Linked DNA regions of Homo sapiens: region 2 is linked to region 1. Evidence: chromatin loops called from intact Hi-C (ENCODE). Cell type or tissue: Caco-2. All regions are shown on one strand. Links, peaks and the distances in the headings refer to the core of each region. The heading gives the core; the rest is flanking DNA. Region 1 has its middle 47 kb from the start of LINC02649. Region 2 has its middle 15 kb from the start of LINC02656.

The links. Peaks named below come from ENCODE experiments on the same cell type or tissue, not always from the same donor. Only the 100,000 strongest peaks of a DNase experiment are listed, where the experiment ranks them.
Region 2: a loop joins it to region 1, with 2.5 times the contacts of the local background. A loop is called at or near these places in 1 of 110 quality-filtered maps.

Annotation. Positions count from the first base shown.
Region 1 is chr10:6,277,150-6,282,531 of GRCh38, reverse strand. It overlaps a transcript of PFKFB3 not described here. Among named protein-coding and RNA genes, the nearest start is that of LINC02649, 47 kb to the left of the region's middle. RefSeq lists enhancers at 2,732-3,026, 2,459-3,213. In Caco-2, for the core only: no CTCF peak of the experiment used is centred there; DNase peaks (open chromatin) are centred at 2,881 and 3,560.
Region 2 is chr10:6,362,751-6,368,132 of GRCh38, reverse strand. No RefSeq gene overlaps it. Among named protein-coding and RNA genes, the nearest start is that of LINC02656, 15 kb to the right of the region's middle. In Caco-2, for the core only: no CTCF peak of the experiment used is centred there; DNase peaks (open chromatin) are centred at 2,502 and 3,068.

The DNA.
Region 1 (5,382 bases), core at 66-5,065:
GCCTCACTACATCTGCTGCTACGGTCACAGCTGCTCCAGAATCCCTTTAAATTTACAGTGGTGCTATCATAATCAGAATAGTAATTTTAAAATTAAGCTGCCATGTTCCCAACAGACACACTGAGTCAGACCATGCAGCGGGAATCTGGAAACATACATTGAGCCGCCCAAGGGTATGTTATGCACAGAGAATCTGAGAACCAGTGGAGAGGCTCTTATGATCCTGTCTCTTGAGAATCTGACCCAAAGAGGAGGAGCCAGGGATCTGAGCCTGAATCCGGTCACCACCAATTCTTTTCCATGCCCTCAACTAGTCCATGCTTTCTCTCTAGCAGGAAAACAGATTTTACACCAGCACACAATCATCTCCATTGTGATCATTTTCATGATAAAATTCAGCCGGGCATGGTGGTGTGTGCCTGTAGCCCCAGCTATACGGGAGGCTGAGGCAGGAGGATCACTTGAGCCCAGGAGTTCGAACCTGTAGTGTGCCGTGAAGGTGCCTGTGAATAGTCGCTGCATTCCAGCCTGAGCAACATAGTGAGACCTCATCTCTTAAAAAAAAAAAAAAAAAATTCATGCTCTGAGTCCTTCAGGATTTATTCTTTGGGCTCAAAAATCTTTCCATTTTAATTTCCTTAGATTTCAAGCTCATGAATTTGTTTTAAAATCTACTTAGAGATTCAATCGATCTTTGCTGCATCTGCCTTCTTACTAAAGTGAAGCCTGCTTCAGCCTTGTGGGTCTAGTTCCCTAGGAGGATCCTGGAGTGCAGTGCCAAGTAATAGAGACAGAGGGAGATTAAGGAAACTTTAGTTAATACCTCAAAGTTTGCCCCAGTATAACTTTTTTTAAAAAAAGCATAGAAAAGAAAGAAAATCCTGATTCAACAGCTTTTCAGTGAGATGAACCCTACTTGGTTTAATTGGAGGGTGGGGGAAAAACAGTGGAATGTATCAGTTAAGAGAAGTGGCACTTTTTAAAACCTCAAAGAGCTGTCTGAGCCTCTATGGAAGATGCTGTTATGGGAGCCCCGATATCTGTTATTCTCTTCTTCTACCAATGCCAAATTTTTAGCTGGGCATGTGGTTGTCCAGAATCAAAACTACACAGTCTGGGCTTCACTTGCAGCTAGATGGAGCCGTTTCTGTATGCCCTAGGATGCAGTCTCCATCTCTGTGTTAGTAAGTAAAGTTAAACTGAGTCAGGCTGGCTGTTGTAACAAAACAATCCCAAACTTTCAGGAACTTTCCCAATTAAATGCTTCTGCCTCACCAATTCACAACTGCAAAAATGTGGAACCAACCAAAGGCCCATCAGTCAATGAGTGGATAAAGAAACTGTGGTGTATATATATATATATATGATGGAATACTAATCAGCCATAAAAAGGAATGAATATATGGCATTCACGGCAACCTGGATGAGACTGGAGAGTATGATTCTAAGTGGAGTAACTCAGGAATGGAAAACCAAACATCGCATGTTCTCACTCATAAGTGGGAGCTAAGCTATGAGGATGCAAAGGCATAAGAATGATACAATGGACTTTGGGGACTCAGGGGGAAAGGGTGGGAAGGGGGTGAGGGATAAAAGACTACAAATTGGGTTCAGTGTATACTGCTCGGGCGATGGGTGCACCAGAATCTCACAAATCATCACTAAAGAACCTGCTTATGTAACCAAACACCATCTGTTCCCCCAAAAAACTACAGAAACATAAAAAATTTAAAACAAAAAAAAAAGCATGTGCCTCACTCTCATAAAGCCCAATTCAGTGTTCCCAATCAGGGAACAGTCCCCCTTGCTTCTAACCAGGGACGCTGACTTCTGCTATCTGTGGCTCTGTCCTCCTAGAGAGCCTCATGCCCCTCTCTATTCAGCAAGCAGATGGAGAAGACAGCAGGGCTCCTGCAGAGAAGGTTTTTCTAGACTGGGCTAAAAGTGACAAATTCCATGGCCAGGATTGATGCTATGCTCACATCTAACACAAAGGCAGTGACAAAAGACATTACACGATCTAAGGGTGTGTCCTGAAGGATGAGGAACACAGGATATTGGTGAGCACTGAGAGCCACTGGCCCGTCCTACTTCCTCCCACCGTCAGGCGAGCCAGGTTCACAAACACTGGCTGATGCCTTCCACAGGCTGGGGCCATGCACATGTTTCTAGGGACATGACATGGCCCATGCCCAATCGTACCATCAAGGCGCTATCCGCCCAAAGGAGGAAGACGGATGGTCTACATATCCAAATAAAATAAGGCGGCAAGTACTACATACAGCTTAATAAAGGACTATGTCACCACAGAGGGAAAAATCCAATTCCTTCTGCCTGGTAGACGTGAGGCAGTTATCCTGGAGGAAGAGACGCCAGCACTGGGTCTTGATTGATGAAGAGAATGTCTCCAGAGAAGGGGTTTTAGGTAGAAGGGGCAGCTGAGCAAAGATGTCACAGCTCAAAGGTAACGAGCCAGGTGTGTCCGCTGTGTGACACGGACAGCGTGGAAAGCCCTGGAACCCTGTCTCCCAAAGCTATCCGGTCCTATCTGCCTATTGATGTCCTGCCCACCTGCAAAGCTCTGAGTCTTCCAAGAGGCCTTCCTTCACAGCCTTTCCTACACACACAGCATGCAGCCAGGGTCAGGCCAATGTCTAATTAATCCCCAGAACCCAGCAGAGAGTAGCCCAGCACCTTCCGCATAGGAGTGCCTTGAGAAGTCAAGATCAATGACTCCAGCCTCATTTATGTAATGGTAAATAGCACTGGTCTTTGTCAAATGGCTGGAAATTTTGTTCACCTCCTGGTGTCCCCGGAGCTAGTTAATGGTTAGTTTCTGATTGCCGCCTCATGCTGTCTGGCGGGAGGTTCTGAGTGACTCAGGGCTCTGCTGACATTCCAGGAGGTCACCGGAGAGACGGAGAGACATTCCCCCAAACGTGACCCCAGGCACACAGACAGCAAACACAGCAGGAAGCAGGAAAAGAGCCTTTCTCTCTTCTAAGTGCTCATACATCAACCAAAGAACCAAGATCCTTGTTGTTCCTCCAGATGAATTTATAATATGATGAACAGGAAAAATAAAATCTGCTCAGCCCATTTTTATAAGAGCAGATGCCCTTTCCCAAGGTTGATAGAAACCCGATTGGCGGCACAGAAAAGAACATTTCAGTCCTTCCAAATTTCTAAAAATATGCATACGATGTTAGATAGTTGACCACTAATGTTCCTAAGATAATAACACTAAGAAAGACTTGTTATTTAAAAAAGAAGTCAGTTGAGACATTTTAAAAATTCACATTTACATGACTTAAAAATTTAACCATGCATGAATATAGACTATATAAATGATATGTCCTCATTGGAGGGATAAAAGCATTCAGAATAAAAGCCATAATAAGTTAGTAGCTATTGCATTATTATGATCTTATGCACATCAATGATCTATTCATAGTAATCATCACAACTGAAGGTTAGTGAGCAATTGCTGTGTGGCAGACACCACACTCAGGGCTTCATGCATTTCCTCAGTGAATTCTCGCCGCAGCCCTATAACAGCAGTCCTGTTCCTATCTCGTTTTACAGATAAGGAGCAGAGGCCTCTGCATGGGACCTCTCAGGGAGAAAGTAACAAAGTCAGGCCTAGCATTCGAGTCTGTCTAAGTCTAAAACCTATGATTTTACCACCCACCACACTGTCTCCTTAAATGGCTCCTATGTGTCTATTCATTCCTTAAACGAGCATTTATTGAGCATCTGCATGCAAGCACTAGGCTAAGTCCTAGAGGATAGAAATGTGTACAAAAGTCTGCCCTCCGCAAACCTCTGCTCTAGAAGTTAGTATCCACTTTAGCTTTAAAATGGCTATGCAGATGGCTATTTTATTCCAAATAACCTCAAACTGGAAACAACCCAAATGGTCTTCAGGGGATAACTGGTTAAAAATCAACAGTGGCTGGCCAGGCACGGTGGCTCACGCCTGTAATCTCAGTACTTTGGGAGGCCGAGGTGGGCAGATCATGAGGTCAGGAGTTCAAGACCAGCCTGAACAACATGGTGAAACCCCGTCTCTACTAAAAATTACAAAAATTAGCTGGCTGTGGTGGTGCGTGCCTGTAATCCCAGCTACTCGGGAGGCTGCAGCAGGAGAATTGTTTGAACCAGGGAGTTGGAGGTTGCAGTGACCCAAGATCGTGCCACTGCACTCCAGCCTGGCAGCAAGACTCCCTCTTAAAAACAACAACAACAACAAAAAAAAATCAACAATGGCTGACCCAAACCACAGAATACCACTCACTAATAAAAAAGAACAAACTAGCCGGGCACTGCGGCTCACGCCTGTAATCCCAGCACTTTGGGAGGCCGAGGCAGGCGGATCACAAGGTCAAGAGATCGAGACCATCCTGGCAAACATGGCGAAACCCCGTCTCTACTAAAAATACAAAAATTAGGTGGGTGTGGTGGTACATGCCTGTAGTCCCAGCTACTCAGGAGGCTGAGGCAGGAGAATGGTGTGAACTCAGGAGGCAGAGGTCACAGTGAGCCAGAGATGGTGCCACTGCACTCCAGCTTGATGACAGAGCAAGACTCCATGTCAAAAAAAAAAAAAACTATTAATACAGAAATGACTTGGATGGATCTCAAAGGAATCCTTCTGAATGAAGAAGTCCACTAGCAGGTTACATGCTGTATTAGTCCATTCTCACACTGCTATAAAGAAATACCTGAGACTGGGTAATTTATGAAGAAAAGAGGTTTCATTGGCTCATAGTTCCTTAGGCTGTACAGAAAGCGTGGTGCTGGCATCTGCTCAGCTTCTAGGGAGGCCTCAGGAAACTTACAATCATGGCAGAAGGCAAAGGGGAAGCAGGCACATCTTACATGGCCAGAGCAGGAGGGAGGTGCGGGGGCAGGGATATGCCACACACTTTTAAACAGACAGATCTTGCAAGAACTCTGTTGTGAGCACAGCACAAGGGAAATGATGTAAACCATTAGAAACCACCCCCACGGCCGGGTGTGGTGGCTCACACCTGTAATCCCAGCACTTCGGGAGGCCAAGGCAGGTGGATCACTTGAGGACAGGAGTTCAAGACCAGCCTGGCCAACATGGTGAAACCCTGTCTCTACTAAAAATACAAAAATTAGCTGGGCGTGTTGGTGTGCACCTGTAATCCCAGCTACTCAGGAGAATCGCTGGAACCCAGGAGGCGGAGGTTGCAGTGAGTCCAGATCGCGCCACTGCACTCCAGCCTGGGTGAAAGAGCGATACTCTGTCTCAAAAAAAAAGAAAAGAAAAGAAAAAGAAAAAAGAAAGAAAGAAAGAAAAAGAAACCATCCCCATGATCCAATCACCTTCTACCAGGCCCCACCTGCAGCACT
Region 2 (5,382 bases), core at 325-5,324, 85 kb before region 1:
GTCATGTGTCAAAGGTTGTGAACAAATCAAAAGATCGACTGTACATGGGTCAGATGACCATGCTGGTTCAATGGACTGTCACAGGGAATTGGGGTCACGAGTTTCCCAAGATAGCTACCTGCAGATAAGCCAGTTTTCCTTAGAAGGAGGTGTTAGTAAGACAGGCAATAATTCTCATCCTTCCACGGCCATTAACTGGTTGGGGTATTTGAAACAAATCACTTAATCCCCCAGCTTGACCTTTTTCAACTGTAAAGGGAAGCGTTCAACATCTCCAAAGCTTCTTTCTTCTAGTACTAATGTCTGGTCATATATACTACACAATACAGAATACAATGGCAAAATATAAAGAAACCAGCTATACCTACTGGGGATACAGGGATTGCTATGTACCCAAGACTTGAAAACAGCAAAGGTCTAGAGCAATGAGTATTTTCAGGAGCACCTGAAAAAAATCTGGGTTTCAATGGCAGGACTGTCTCAGGGTCTTTGAATTGCTTGGACTATATACCTCTTGGACAAGATGGCTTTTATTCAACAGGGTTGGTGATTACCATAGCTATGAAAATGATGATGACAATTTAGGAGCCACAGCTGCTCAATCCTGCACCCTTCTCTTCTCCCTTATTGCCCACCTTCTCTTACAGGACCCCTATACCATCCCTGCCTATAGTAAGAGCTCAGTGGCCAGTGTGCCACTTCTAACAAGTTACTTCTTTTCATCTTTGAGTGTCCTAACACCTCATTCTCCCATTTGTAATCACTGATTGAGAGAGTTTAGATGTTGTCCCCCACCAAATCTCATGTCAAAATGTAATCCCCAGTGGTGAAGGTGGGGCCTGGTGGGAGGTGATTGGATCATGGGGGTAGATTTCTCACGAATGGTCTAGCACCATCCTCTTGGTGCTGTTCTCATGACAGTGAGTTCTCGAAAGATGTGGTTGTTAAAAGTGTGTGGCGCCTTCCCCCTCTCTCTTCCACGTGCTTTCTCCATGTGGTGTGCCTGCTTCCCTTTGCCTTCTGCCATGATTGTAGCTTCCTGAGGCCTCCCCAGAAGCCAAGTAGATGCTGGCGCTGGTGCAGGCTGTACAGGAAGCATAGCTTGCAGAACCGTAAGCCAATTAAATTCCTTTTTTTATAAATTACCCGGTCCCAGGTATTTCTTTATAGCAATGTGAGAATGCACTAACACACTGATCAAAACTAAAATCTGAAACATCATTTATGTTTTAGGGTGAATGTAAATCAGTGTGTAACCCCTCCTAAGGCATTTGCATTTAGCCCATGTATGAAAAGGGAGGTGTTCATTTTAGACAAGTTGTAGGGGGGTATCAAAGAATTATTTCTCTCTCTTATTTAACTTCCATTTTTCTATGAGATGGGTCTTTTTCGGTGCATCGCTGCAGAGACTGATAAGTAACCCCTCACTCTGTGATATACATATAAGAAGCACATAATGCATTGGCAGAGATAGCACTCAAGAAAGAAGGAATTAAATCAGCCTTGTGCACTCCACATTGCACCTTATGCAGAGGGAGAAGGGCACCAGAAATGCCATGGGAAATTAGGCCTCATTGACATGATAAAAGAAAAACCTCAGCAGAATTAAATTTAAAGGAGTTCAATTGAGGAATGAATGATTCGCGAATTGGGCAGCCCCCAGAATCACAGCAGATTCACAGAGACTCCAGGGGTGCCTCATGGTCAAAACAAATTTATAGACAAAAGAAGTAAAGCGATGTACAGGAATCAGAAGCGAGGTACAGAAACAGTGAGATTGGTTATAGCTCGGCGTTTGCCTTATTTGAACACAGTTTGAACATTCAGCAGTCTATGAGTGGTTGAAGCATGGCCACTAGGATTGGCCAACACTCAGCCATTGTTACAGGTGCATACTATTAAGCTAGGTTTTCCATTTTTTCTGACTGTTAAGCTAGGTTGCAGTTCATCCATGAGGACTCAAATATAGAAGTATGGAGTCCTTCTCCGGCCATATTTAGTTTGCTTTAACAGGCATATAGATTGTTTTGAGCTAAAACAACCACATTGATTGCAGGACAAGGCCTTTACCTCTTCCCTTACTCCCTAAAACTGGAGTATATAAATTTCCCCTCCTGTAAAGGAAATTTACTTTTATAATGGAAATCTCCACTTGTAAAGACGTCCCCATACCACGAAGAGAGCTACTCTCCAAGACAACAACTCTCATCACCTGACTTACCTGCATAACAAGGCAAACTTATTTACCCTACGTCTCCTCCCCTCCCCTTCTCATAACTTGCCTCCCCACTCAGAAGCCCAAGACCCCTTTTTACTGTGTTTAGTCTAAGATGATACATAAGCCTCAATCAACTGGCCGCCTCCTTGAGCCATGTGTTTCCTTGTAAGCTTTTGTACATGCCTACATAATTTAAATTGTTTTTTTTTCCTCTTGTTAATCTGCCTTTTATCAGTTTGATTCTTGGGCCCAAGTCATTGAACCTAGGAGGGTGGAATGGGAAATATTTGTTCTCCCCTGCCAGGGCTGCAATGTCTTCATGTTAGGAATGTGTCAACAGAAGAGAGATAATAGAGATAGAATCAGAAAAATAAACATCCAAAGCTGTTCAGGATAGAACAGCATGGGATCTCGGGGAGAAATTTTTACCAATCACTGAAGGAAGGCATTGGCTGGGCTCCCACTGTGGCCTAAAAAAGCACCCCTGGAGAACACCGCTTTGGCTTTGTTCTGGTTCCACGGTCAGCCAAATAATGACCAGCTGACCAATGAGTGTGAAATAAATGACTACTGTTAAAAGCCTCTGAGATTTCAGTTATTTGTTGTATAACATAATTATAGCCAAAACCTAACCCAACTTTTAAAATTAGACTTTCCTCCAAAACTTCACAGCATCTTAAGGATGTCAAGCACACACACAAGATGCAATGCAGTCATCCCTCATCAGGAAAACACTGACTGCAAGCTATTTGTGGATCATGCACACACTGAGGGCATCGGAAGCATCTCAGCAGAAACTGTCAAGTGGCCTCCACTTCACAGACTCACAGATTAATGACAGCTCTCCATGGCCTCTGTAAAACAGACTCAGTCGTGCCTGGAGCATACTGGCAGTTCACTGCCAGGAAGCTTATCTTCAGAGGCACACACTGGGCTGCTGTCTCTACTAGAGTCAATGACAGTGGTTCTCAAACCTATGCAGGCTCTTTTAGCAAAACATTCCACGATGAATGAAATATGAACACAAAAGAGAGTTGTTTCCAAAAAAACTAAGTTGAGTGCTTTGAAACGACCCAGTTAGGCAAAGTGTTATACATATATATATATGTGTGTATATATATATATGTGTGTGTGTATGTGTGTGTATATATATATATACACACACACACATATATGTATATATTCAGAAAACAATTGGCAGCTTCTTTTTTTTTTTGAATGATGGTAAAATACATATAACATAAAATTTACCATCTGTTATGGACTGAATGTTTGTGTCTTTCCAAAATCCCTATGTAGAAGCCTAACCCCAGAGTGGCTGTATTTGAAGCTGCAACCTCTAAGGAAGTAATTAAGGTTCAATGAGGCCCTAAGGGTGGGGCCCTGATCCAATAGGATTAGTGTCCTTATGAGAAGTGACATCTGAGAGTGCTCCCCGACTCCACCCTGCCATGTGAGAACAGAGAAAATGCACTACCTTCAAGCCAAAAAGAGAGGCCTCACCTGAAATTGACTTGACCAGCACCTCGATGTGTCACTTCTAGCCTCCAGAACTGTGAGAAAATAAATGTCTGTTGTTTAGGCCACCCAGTCTGTGCTATTTTGTTATGGCAGTCAGAGCTGACTAAGACACCATTTTAACCATGTTTAAGTATGCAGTTCAGGGTATTAAGTACGTTACCATTGGTGTGCAAAATTGACTTTTTAATGCTGTTTAACTAGAGGTAAATAAGACCATTGTAAAAGATGGGGGATGAAATCATAAAAGCCTAAACCTCTGCATTTGGATTGCTTTTCAAGCACCTTTAAATTCTCACTCCTTTATAAGGAACCCAAACTGGAAAAGGAAATAAATATTCTGACAGTACTCTATGAAGAAAGTCTGAAGAACTTCTATTAGAGAAACCACACTCAAAAAGTCTTCCACCAAAGGGTCAATAAATGAATGTTCTTATGTTTTAAGTGAGAACGTTTTACTCTGTTGGTTTTATTTATTTTTTTATTTCCTTCTTTGACTGACTGACTCTTTTGATTAATCAGCTGATTGCTGGTGTCTACCATGTTAGATAAGGGAGCTTGTGCAAGTTCCATTCCACCTGGCTGGGTCTTAAAGGATGAATGGACTTCCACCAGGCAAGGAGAATGAGAACAAAAATCTGGGTGGAGGAAACAGGTTGAACAAAGTCACAGAAGCATGAATGTACATGACATAGGAAGGAATTGGTGCAATATCAAGTGTGACCAGGACATAAGGTCATCAGGGCCTCCCAGGAGGAAAAGTCAGCAAAGTACATTGGTCTCAGATTGCTCAATGCCTTGAAAATCATGCTAAGATACTTAACGCTTGATCCTCTGGGCAACCATTGAAGGTATTCCTTGGGGCTGTGATCTGACACAAGCTATGGTTAAGCGCAGCACATGCATTAAAGGAAGGGATAACTAACTTCAGATGTTTTCTGCAAGAGCCCATGTAAGAGATGACAGAGGTTTGAAATACATAGTGGCAGCAAAAAATGGATCTGTGGGCACAGACATGATAGGCATTTTGCAAGTAAAATTGACAGTCAAGAATAAAAAGAAGGATGTTTTTGAGGATAGTGTGGAGATTTCTGGTTTCAGCAATGGATAAAATTGAACTGGCAGGAAATTAGTCTGTAGCTTTCTTCCAAGCAAATATCCTTTTAACATGGATAAATTAATTTTAACTGGCTGCTACATATTCCCCTGATATTATCACTTTGAACAAAAGGTGAGAACAGTGTTTGAAGTGAAAAGGTTTAAGACTCTAGAGTTCAGAGTGACCTGAAACCATAAGCAGAACACCTGCCAAGGGTCTGAAATCTCCTGGAATCAGCTGCATAGCCCAACAAGAGTTGAGGTGCTACCTCTGTTGTTGTTCCTCTGGCATGATTTCTTAAGAATACCAACTGTGTGCCAAAAGCAGTCCTTTAAAATTCTCTTCCAATACAGCTGGAGAGTATATTTTTACACTGTCTTTTTTGAAACATAATAGGATTGTTAAATTGAAATAAATTGAATTTCATTGGTCAGTTGCCACTGAAAATAACCCTATCCACTTCAATTCCTTTTCAACAGGAATCATTTCAGACATTTTCATGAGAGTTTGGGCCTTAAGCCCTTTTTTTTAAATCACTCAGAGTCCT